Regions from separate parts of the Homo sapiens genome. Here region 2 is linked to region 1. A link is a contact called in ENCODE POLR2A ChIA-PET data. All regions are on one chromosome and are shown on one strand. Each heading gives the region's core, a stretch centred on a gene start or an enhancer-like site at or near the end of the contact. The rest is flanking DNA. Distances are from core to core; before and after follow the strand shown.

The links. ChIA-PET counts read pairs that join two places held with the same protein, here RNA polymerase II (POLR2A).
Region 2: POLR2A ChIA-PET joins it to region 1 with 18 read pairs in T-cell. The contact joins the promoter of RNF125 here to the enhancer-like site in region 1. POLR2A ChIA-PET finds 5 or more read pairs at or near these places in 3 of 52 experiments (T-cell, activated B cell and naive thymus-derived CD8-positive, alpha-beta T cell).

What each region holds. Positions count from the first base shown.
Region 1 is chr18:2,635,457-2,640,236 of GRCh38, reverse strand. No RefSeq gene overlaps it. Among named protein-coding and RNA genes, the nearest start is that of SMCHD1, 18 kb to the left of the region's middle. RefSeq lists enhancers at 2,902-2,951, 3,542-3,721. Within about 2 kb of position 3,421, at least 15 of the 41 ENCODE cell types and tissues checked have a DNase peak (open chromatin) inside an H3K27ac peak, as active enhancers do.
Region 2 is chr18:32,016,401-32,021,148 of GRCh38, reverse strand. RNF125 (ring finger protein 125) reads right to left here and starts at 2,324. Exons shown (of 6, transcript NM_017831.4): 1 at 2,122-2,324. The coding sequence starts at 2,285. RefSeq lists enhancers at 1,563-1,612, 1,257-2,129, 2,429-2,723, 2,130-3,002 and a silencer at 2,429-2,723.

The DNA of each region.
Region 1 (4,780 bases), core at 2,172-4,671:
TTTTTAGAGTTTATTATTTTGGAGACCAGAACCAGTCAGGATGACCCTATTCTTTTAAGTTTTTCTTGAGAATGTGAAGTGGTTTGATTTTGTTCCTATCTATAGTATGTGATGTGCTTAATCATACTGGAAGCAGAACAAAGCGTGAGTTTTGCTTCTATAGGAGATTAGCAATGGCATAAGGCATATGGAGGGAAGGAAAAGAGAGAGGGAAGGAGGGACTGACCATACAGAGACATAGAGTAGGGTGTGCATGGCACGCATGTGTGACAAAGAGCAAGTATAAATTATTATTGGGGCTCCTGTGTGTCTGTGTCATCACTCAGGTGTCCAGGCCTCATTAGGCCACACAGCAGACTGATCAGCAATTCCCAACCTTTCATTTGGGTTCCACATGAAATACTGATGAGGAGTCTTTGTAGAACTTGGAGAAGGTAGAACTGAAACTCAAGGGAGATCCTACTAAAATGGTTACAGGAGGTATTGTCTAGTTCAAAGAAGGTCACTTTCGTAAGGATTTAACGGTAGTCCAAGATGAAAACCTCAGGCTTCATCTGTTGTCAAATAATACATAAGGTATTTCTAGGCTTCTCCAGAGAGAAAGAGTCAAAGTCTGCAGGAAATCGCTAGCTCCTGCAATATCAATCAAATTAAAACTATACAATTGGCAATAGATGGGGAATTTACACATGTTACACATGGGCTCTGTAGAATAGCTAGACTTTGAAGCCCCGATCTTCCCTTTGGGGTCCCTTTCTATTGCTATCACTGCCAGCTCCTTTTTGGTAAATCCTATTACTTTTTTTTTTGTGGTTGGGAGAGGATCTCACTCTGTCGCCCAGGCTGGAGTATAGCGGTGCAATCACAGCTCACTGCAGCCTCCACCTCCCTGAGCTCAGGAGATTCTCTCACCTCAGCCTCCCTAGTAGCCGGAACTACAGGTGCCCACCACTATGCCTGGCTAATTTTTGTATTTTTTGTAGAGACAGGATTTTGCCATGTTGCCCAGGCTAATCTCGAACTCCTGACCTCAGGTCAGGAGGCCGATGCATTTGCCTCGGCTTCCCAAAGTGCTGGGATTACAGGACTGAGCCACCACGCCCGGCCACTATCACCTTTTATGAACATACGTCCCCACCTTAATTCCTGGCAGCATAGTAGAGACTTTGCTGGTGTTCAGACTATAGTATGTGTAAGAATAACCTGTACTGTGTGTTTAAAATACAAATTCCTAGGTTCCACACCCAGATATTAATATTTTGAATCAGTCAAATATGAGACTGAGAATGTATATTTTTAACAACTTTCATGTGGTTCTGACAGAGATAGTTCAAACACCACATTTTGAGAAACACTGAACCAAATGGGACAAAAAAGGTGATGGATATAGAAAAGAATATATTGAAGCCAATCTGAAAAGGCTACATACTGAATGATGTCAAGTATATGACATTTCTGGAAAAGGCAAAACTATGGAGACAGGAAAATGATCAGTGGTTGCCCAAGGGCTGCGAAGAGGAGGGATGGGCAGGCAAAACACAGAGGATTTTTAGGGCAGTTAAATTATTCTGTCTGATACCATAGTGGTGAATACATGTCACTTATACATTTGTCCAAACCCAAAGAATGTGCAACATGAAGAGTGAACCCTTATGTAAACTACGGACATTCCGTGGTTATGATGTATCTGCATAGATTCCCTCATTGTAACACATGCTGCTCTCTGGTGGGCAATGTTGAAAACCAGGGAGCTGGCATGTGTGGGGGCAGGAGGTACCTTTCTTTCCATTTTGCTGTGAACCTAAAACTGTTCTAAAAACATAGTCTCTCGCTCTCTGTTTTTTTTTTTTTAGACGGAGTCTCGCTCTGTCGCCCAGGCTGGAGTGCAGTGGCTCCATCTCGGCTCACTGCAAGCTCCGCCTCCCGGGTTCACGCCATTCTCCTGCCTCAGCCTCCGGAGTAGCTGGGACTACAGGCGCCCGCCACCACGCCCGGCTAATTTTTGTATTTTTAGTAGAGACGGGGTTTCACCGTGTTAGCCAGGATGGTCTTTATCTCCTGACCTCGTGATCCACCTGCCTCGGCCTCCCAAAGTGCTGGGATTACAGGTGTGAGCCACCACGCCCGGGCTAAATTTCTGTTTCTTATCTAAGTTTCACTTTCTTTAGAGAGAAATAATCTCTTCTCTAAAACTATATTACTCATCCTCCCCTTACAAGGCAATTGGCCGGTTCTAGAGTTAGAATGCAGCATCCCCACACAAGATACACAGATCCTATAGCACACAGGTCATTAGCCATCCATAACCATATCAATTATGAAAAATAAGGACACTTTTTGTCACATTCCTCAAAATGTGTATTTTTCAGTTCTAAATATCCCTATTAATAGTTAATTTAAGTCCGGGCACGATGGCTCACGCCTGTAATCTCAGCACTTCGGGAGGCTGAGGCGGGCAGATCACTTGAGGTCAGGAGTTTGAGACCAGTCTGGCCAACATGGCGAAACCCTGTCTCAACTAAAAATACAAAAATTAGGTGGGCGTGGTGGCACGCACCCGTAATGCCAGCTACTCGGGAGGCTGAGGCAGGAGAATCACTTGAACTGGGGAAGTGGAGGTTGCAGTGAGCTGAGATTGTGCCATTGCACTCCAGCCTGGGCGACAGAGGGAGACTCCTGGCAAAAAAAAAAAAAAAAAAAAAGGTTAATTCAAGCTGACACTTGCCAAGCCTGGGTCAGTTCCTCCTCACAGAATGTACTCTGGCTTGACGTGAATCTGACTTCTATAATTGCCCCCTGCTGTCCTGTGGTACATAACTCTTGATACTTCTGAGATGTGATTTAGAAAATGAATACTTCTCCAAAGGAAACAATAAATTTGCAGAGATAAAACTGCCTAAATCATGCTGAATATGTTGCACAAGGAGAACCAAGCCCTCCCCATTCCCAATCATATGTATAGGAAATGTAGACTTTTTCAAGGCAGTCAGCAGGAACAAAATATGCGCAAAGACTCTGTTTTCATGTTTTTGTACTTTAGTTTTGTATTAGATATTTCCTGCTTCTACAGCTGTTGGGTGTGTCCCTCCTCCTGTTCCGGTGATGTAAACCTAAAAAAAAAAAAAAAAAAAAAAGAAAGCTTCTCAAAAAAGAATAAAGAAGTAAACACACACACACACACACACACACACACACACACACAAACACTGAACATTTTAGATTCCCTGTTATGTCAACCCTTTTCATTTTAGAGAATGTTTTTGCCTCACATGTGCAAAACTAAATCTATCCAACCTTGTTGCTTTTTCAGAAGAAAAGGAAGTATACACTTGTGTATTGTCTCCAGCTTTGCTAGCCTAAGAGAAACTAACTGCTTGTAACTCAAAGCCAAATCCTCAAGGTGTTCTAGCTCAAAGCCAACCACAACAGGAAGGGGAAGTACACAATATCTTACACTTTATATAATTTTGCTGTTCTCTCCTCACGTCCCTACGTCTCTCACACATCTCTAAATCTTCTTACAGGGCACAGCATCCTTGGAAATGCAGGAAACAGCTTCTGGATATCTGATGCAGGGCTCCCCTTAGATTTTTCACAGCGGCCGAGCAGCCTCCTATCTCCATACAAGTCGAAGTCCCCATTTTCCTCTGCTGTGGTTGAAATTTTCACAGAGTGCTCCTCTGGAACTACAGTCCTACTGAGCCTTTTCTATGGCCTTCTATGCAGTTACTTTCCCCAAACAGGACCCTTAATTCTAATCAGAGCTTGAGAAACTCTGCCAGCAGTCAGACTGTGATAAACAATGTTTTCGACAGGACACAGAAAGGCCAACAGAACAATGTTTCTAACCAAACATAATTAATGCTGTACCGTAGTTGGAAAAAAAAAGACTAACCATTCCTTCTTAGAATCACCGAACAAAGGCCAAACCCTATAAAAAGCCCCTCCCTGGCTGGGCACGGTGGCTCACGCCTGTTATCTCAGCACTTTGGGAGGCCAAGGCGGGCAGATCACTTGAGGTCAGGAGTTTGAGACCAGCCTGACCACATGGTGAAATCCTGTCACTACGAAAAATACAAAAATTAGCTGGGCGTGGTGGCATGCACCTGTAATCCCAGCTACTCGGGAGGCTGAGGCAGGAGAATTGTTTGAACCTGGGAGGCGGAGGTTGCAGTGAACTGAGATCACGCCACTGCACTCCAGACTGGGCAACAGAGGGACTCCGTCTCGGGAAAAAAAAAAAAAAAGCCCCTCCTTGCTCCATGTTTCTGAGATATCCCATGACCAGTTCCTCCTCACTACAGCAAGTACAGTCATGCAACTATTTTCTGTAGGTAAGACCTGTGGTCTTTTCTTTGGTTGGTGAGCTTTAACTGGCTTTTATTATCTCTGGGTGGCATTTTCAATTCTCAGAGTGATTGTCCCATAGAATTGAAGTCTCCTAACCCTCCCTTCCCCTAGAAGCCGCATTCTAATCAGGGCTTGAGAAACTCTGCCAGCAGTTAGGCTGTGATAAACAATGTTTTCAACAGGACACAGAAAGGCCAACAGAACAATGTTTCTAACCAAACATAATTAATGCTAAACTATAGTATAGCATCCCCTGCCCCACCACACCACACCCTTGCTTACTATACCTACTTGATGGAACTCCCCAAGTTCCTTCTCTTTGCCCCAGGATAGAGGTTGCCTTAAGGAAAGACATCAGGATAATGCTGTTCTTGGCTCCCGGTTACCCAGTGACTCCTTCCTTTCCATGCACAGATTGAGAGCATCCACT
Region 2 (4,748 bases), core at 1,075-3,574, about 29 Mb before region 1:
AGATCGTGCCACTGCACTCCAGCCTGGGCAACACAGCAAGACTCCATCTCAAAAGAAAAGAAAACACAGCTACGAAATAATGCCCAAAGCACTCTTTATTTATACATTGTGCAGGCTGCACACTTTTGTCCCTGGCTCACAGACGGGCAGTAGTGAAAACTGCTTTTCAGATACAAGGCTATAGGTATTAAGGATTACCTAAGTCCTTTCAAAACTTTCTTTTTTTTCTTTCTTTTTTTTGAGACTGAGTTTTGCTCTGTTGCCCGGGCTAGAGTGCAATGATGCCATCTCAGCTCACTGCAACCTCTGCCTCCCAGGTTCAAGCAGTTCTCCTGCCTCAGCCTCCCAGGTAGCTGGGATTACAGGCACGGGTCACCACACCTGGCTAATTTTTGTATTTTTAGTAGAGACGAGGTTTCACCATGTCGGCCAGGCTGGTCTCGAACTCCTGACCTCAGGTGATCCATCCACCTCGGCTTCCCAAAGTGCTAGGATTACAGGTGTGAGCCACCACGCCGGGCGTCAAAACTTTTGACTGCAAGTGCACAACATGTTTTTAAGGACTACCTAAATCCTTTCAAAAGTGGTCCTCAAAAACATGTTGTGCACTTGCATTCATAATAACGGTATTTCTTTCTTCCTGCTAAGCCAAATGCTGGTACAAGCCACTGTGGTATCACACATGGCTTCATCATACTATAGTCACCCTTCAAAGGACATTAAGTAGGCTTCCGCTCCTGATCTGTGCAGACACAACACACACACACGTATCCACGAAAAAAAATCAAAGCAAAGAGAGAAGGCTGGGTGCAGTGGCTCACACCTTTAATCCCAGCACTTTGGGAGGCCGAGGTGGGTGGATCAATTGAGGTCAGGAGTTCAAGACCAGCCTGGCCAACATGGTGAAACCCCATCTCTACTCAAAATTCAAAAACTAGCCGGGTGTGGGGGTGGGCGCCTGTAATCCCAGCAACTCGGGAGGCTGAGGCAGGAGACTCACTTGAGCCTGGGAGGCGGAGGTTGCAGTGGGCGGAGGTTGCAGTGAGCCGAGATAGCACCACCGCACTCCAGCCTGGGCGACAGAGCCAGACTACGTCTCTCTCTCTCTCTCTCAAACACACACACACACACACACACACACACACAGTAAACAGAGAGCACAAATTCACAGCTCCAACTCCACCAGTTATTCAAACACACATTAAGGATGTGCCAATTTTATATAGGGACTTTGTTTTTAAATTCTTCTTAGAAACGACCACGGCTTTGCACCAACTGTGAGTTTTAGCTAAGTACTATGCGGTTTTGAGAAAGTTATTTTACTCTGTAATTTCCGCCGGTTTGGAGAGACCGTGCGTAAAGCAGGTAGCCTGCCACCTCCTGTTACGTTGTGGCTGGGTTTTGAAGGAGTACATTCAGGGGCTTGGCGGCTAACGTCCAAGCCCCACCCTAGCAGGTTGTTAAACTCTAACAACTGTGGAAAGTCACTCGGAAGCTCCAGTTTGACTTGCCCTTTGAGGGGCTGGGTGTCTGTGTTGGGAAAGGGTAGCAGGGGTGGGGGTGGAAAGACACTTTGCACAGATCCTTGTTTGCTTAAGACGAGCCTCTGTGGGCATTCTGGGAACACGTGCACAGCTCCAGCAAAACAAAACGGACCCGGGTTTCTGGGGCAGAGGGAAGCGCAGCCCGTTCTACCGTGTTCAGCGGGGTAACTGCGCTTTGCGGGAGCCCCTGCCTTGTAGCTGGAGCTCGTTTCCTTTCCGTGCCTGGGCGAGCGCTGGTTCTCCAGCCAAGAGCACCCTCCCCAGTTGGCGAGCCCTGGCTCTGGGCGGGACCCGTGCCTGGATCCCCTTCTCTGGAGTTCCGCACCTGGGCTTCGGGAGCTGAAAGCGCAAGGGGGCTACAGGACCCGCTTGTTTATTTTTTCTCCTCCCGAAATCCTGTGTCACCTTCCGACCCGCGTTTTCCCCGTGGTCCTGCATCCGACGGGTCCAGGTTTCTCCCTGCAGCAATTTCCTAAGAGGCTGTCTTCCGTCCCCCTCCTTCCCCACACCATGCCCTCAGCTTCCCCACATCGCCCTCCTTAGGGGTGGGCGCAAACCGAGCTCCCCTGGAACTTACACGTGGCCACAGCGGGTCCGGACAGGCTGGTGTAACACCTCAAGGCACACGGCGCAGTCGAAGGACGTGACGGGCAACTCCGGGTCCCTCCTGCGCTCCAGGGCCCGCGCGGTGGCAGAGGCGGGCGCCGATTTGCCGCTGTCGGTGCTCAGCACGGAGCCCATCGCTGTGCCTCTCGCCCAGACAGCTGCGAAGCACTCAGTGCCTGCCGCAGGGTTGTTTTGTTGCCGTGCGGTGGAGGAAGGAAGTCCCGGCCCAGCTGCGATCGCCGCCTCCCAGCTCTCCCAGCTCGCGCAGCCCAGAAGCCACCTCCGCCGCTGCGCCCAACCCTGGTCTAGGGCAGGGCGAGCGCGCGGCCGCGGGGCTGAGATCTTCGGCAAGCCGCCTAGGTTAAGGCGCGGAGGCGGAGGCGGCAGCCGCCCCGTGCTCTGTCTTGTGGTATTGGGAGGATTGAAACCTGAAACCTCAACTGCAGAGAAGAGGACTTGAGGCAGCAGTAAACCTTCCAAGCTATCACACACAGCTGCTTTCCCCACTGTCAGAAGTTAAGTGCGGGCGTGGCCATGCTTAATGATAATCAGAGAACAGCCGCTTTTAAGGTGAAGTGGAAGACCATCCTCCACTGTTGTCATCACAATAAGCTGCAAAAATGACCTATGACCTATGATTGGGCGTCTCCTAAGACGGTGCTATCGCTACTCTGTCATCCAATCAATAGTCCATTAATGGAGAGATAGCCTGGGTAGTGGAAAGAGTCCTGGAGATTAGGATTCCAATCTTACCTCTCCTACAGAGATTCTAGTGCTAAACCCTGCCATCTCCAGTTTCCTCTGCGGCTCAGGATTTCCTCTGTTGTTTGTACGCTCCCCACCCCGCCCTTTAAACATGATCAGCCAGGCGCGGTGGCCCACGCCTGTAATTCCAACACTTTGGGAGGCCGAGGCGGGCTTGAAACTCCTGCTTGAGGGCAGGAGTTCGAGACCAGCCTGGCCAACATGGTGAAACCCCGTCGCTGCTAATAATACAAAAATTAGCCGGGCGTTAATTTACACTTTTTACGAAGACTTATTTAGTGCCCACTGCACGCCAGACTCGGTTCTAGTGATGAAGACACAATCGTCAACAAGCAAACAAAATCCCAGTTCTCACAGAACTTACTTTAAAAAACAAAAACAAAACTTTGAGATAATTATAGATTCACATACAGTTGTAAGAATAGTACATAGTATATAATACACATATACAATAATATATAATATAACACATGGGATATAATAACGCATATAATACATGTACGTATTTAGCAGGCCATAAACTTCACCCAGGCTTTACTTTTAATTAGGAGATATAGGCCGGGTACCGTGGCTCACGCCTGTAATTTCAGCACTTTGGGAGGCTGAGGTGGGAGGATCACTTGAGCACGGGAGCCAAGATCACACTACTGCACTCCGTCCTGTGCGACAGAGTGAGACCATGTCTCAAAAAACAAACCAAGCCGGGGCAGTGGCTCACGCCTGTAATCCCAGCACTTTGGGAGGCAAGAAGGACAGATCACCTGAGGTCAGGAGTTTGAGACCAGCCTGGCCAACATGGTGAAACCCTGTCTCTACTAAAAATACAAAACTTAGCTGGGTGTGAGCTACTTGGGAGGCTGAGGCACAAGAATCGCTTGAACCGGAAAGGTGGAGGCTGCAGTGAGCCGAGATCATGCCACTGCACTCCAGCCTGGGCAACAGAGGGAGACCCTGTCTCAAAAAACCAAAACAGGCTGGGTGCAGTGGCTCACGCCTGAAATCCCAGCAATTTGGGAGGCCGAGGCAGGTGGATCACAAGGTCAGGAGTTCAAGACCAGCCTGGCCAACATAGTGAAACCCCGTCTCTACTAGAAATACATTTCTTTAGTAAAAATTTTTGTACTAAAAATACAAAAATTAGCCAGGTGTGGTGGCACATGCGTGTAGTCCCAGCTACTTGGGAGGCTGAGGCAGGAGAACCACTTGCACCCAAGAGGTGGAGGTTGCAGTGAGCCGAGACCATGCCACTACACTCCATCGTGGGTAACAGAGCGAGACTCTGTCTCAAAAACAAACAACAAACAAAAGGAAGATACATGTAATCAATCCATAAACAAATGAACAAAATCATTTCAGATAATCAGAGCCATGAAGAAGATAAAACAGTAAATGGCAATGAGGAGAAGAATAAGCTCAGAGAAGAATTTTTGGATGAAGTGACATTTGAGCAGAGCCATGAATAATGAAAAGAAGTGAGCCATTCAAAGATTTAGGAAAAAGCGTGGACTGGGAACAGTGAATGAGGCAGAACCAAAGAAAGGAAAGACCTATGGAGCTGGAGCATGGGTGGTGGGGGGCAGGCGGTGGGGGGGGGGAAATAAGATGAAAAGGTAGTTATTCCCATCTTCAAAAGGAAAACAAAAACCTCCCTTTCATCCCACTTATGCCTCAACTCCTGCCCCATATCCGCTTCAAGGCCAAATCTCTTGATCTGATCCTCTACATTTTGTCATCATTTCTTAATTATTCACTTCTTATTCAGTCCAGTCTGGGTTCTGAACCAACCTCTCCACCTCCATCTGTCCAAAAACTGCTTTATTATCAGTGTCACTG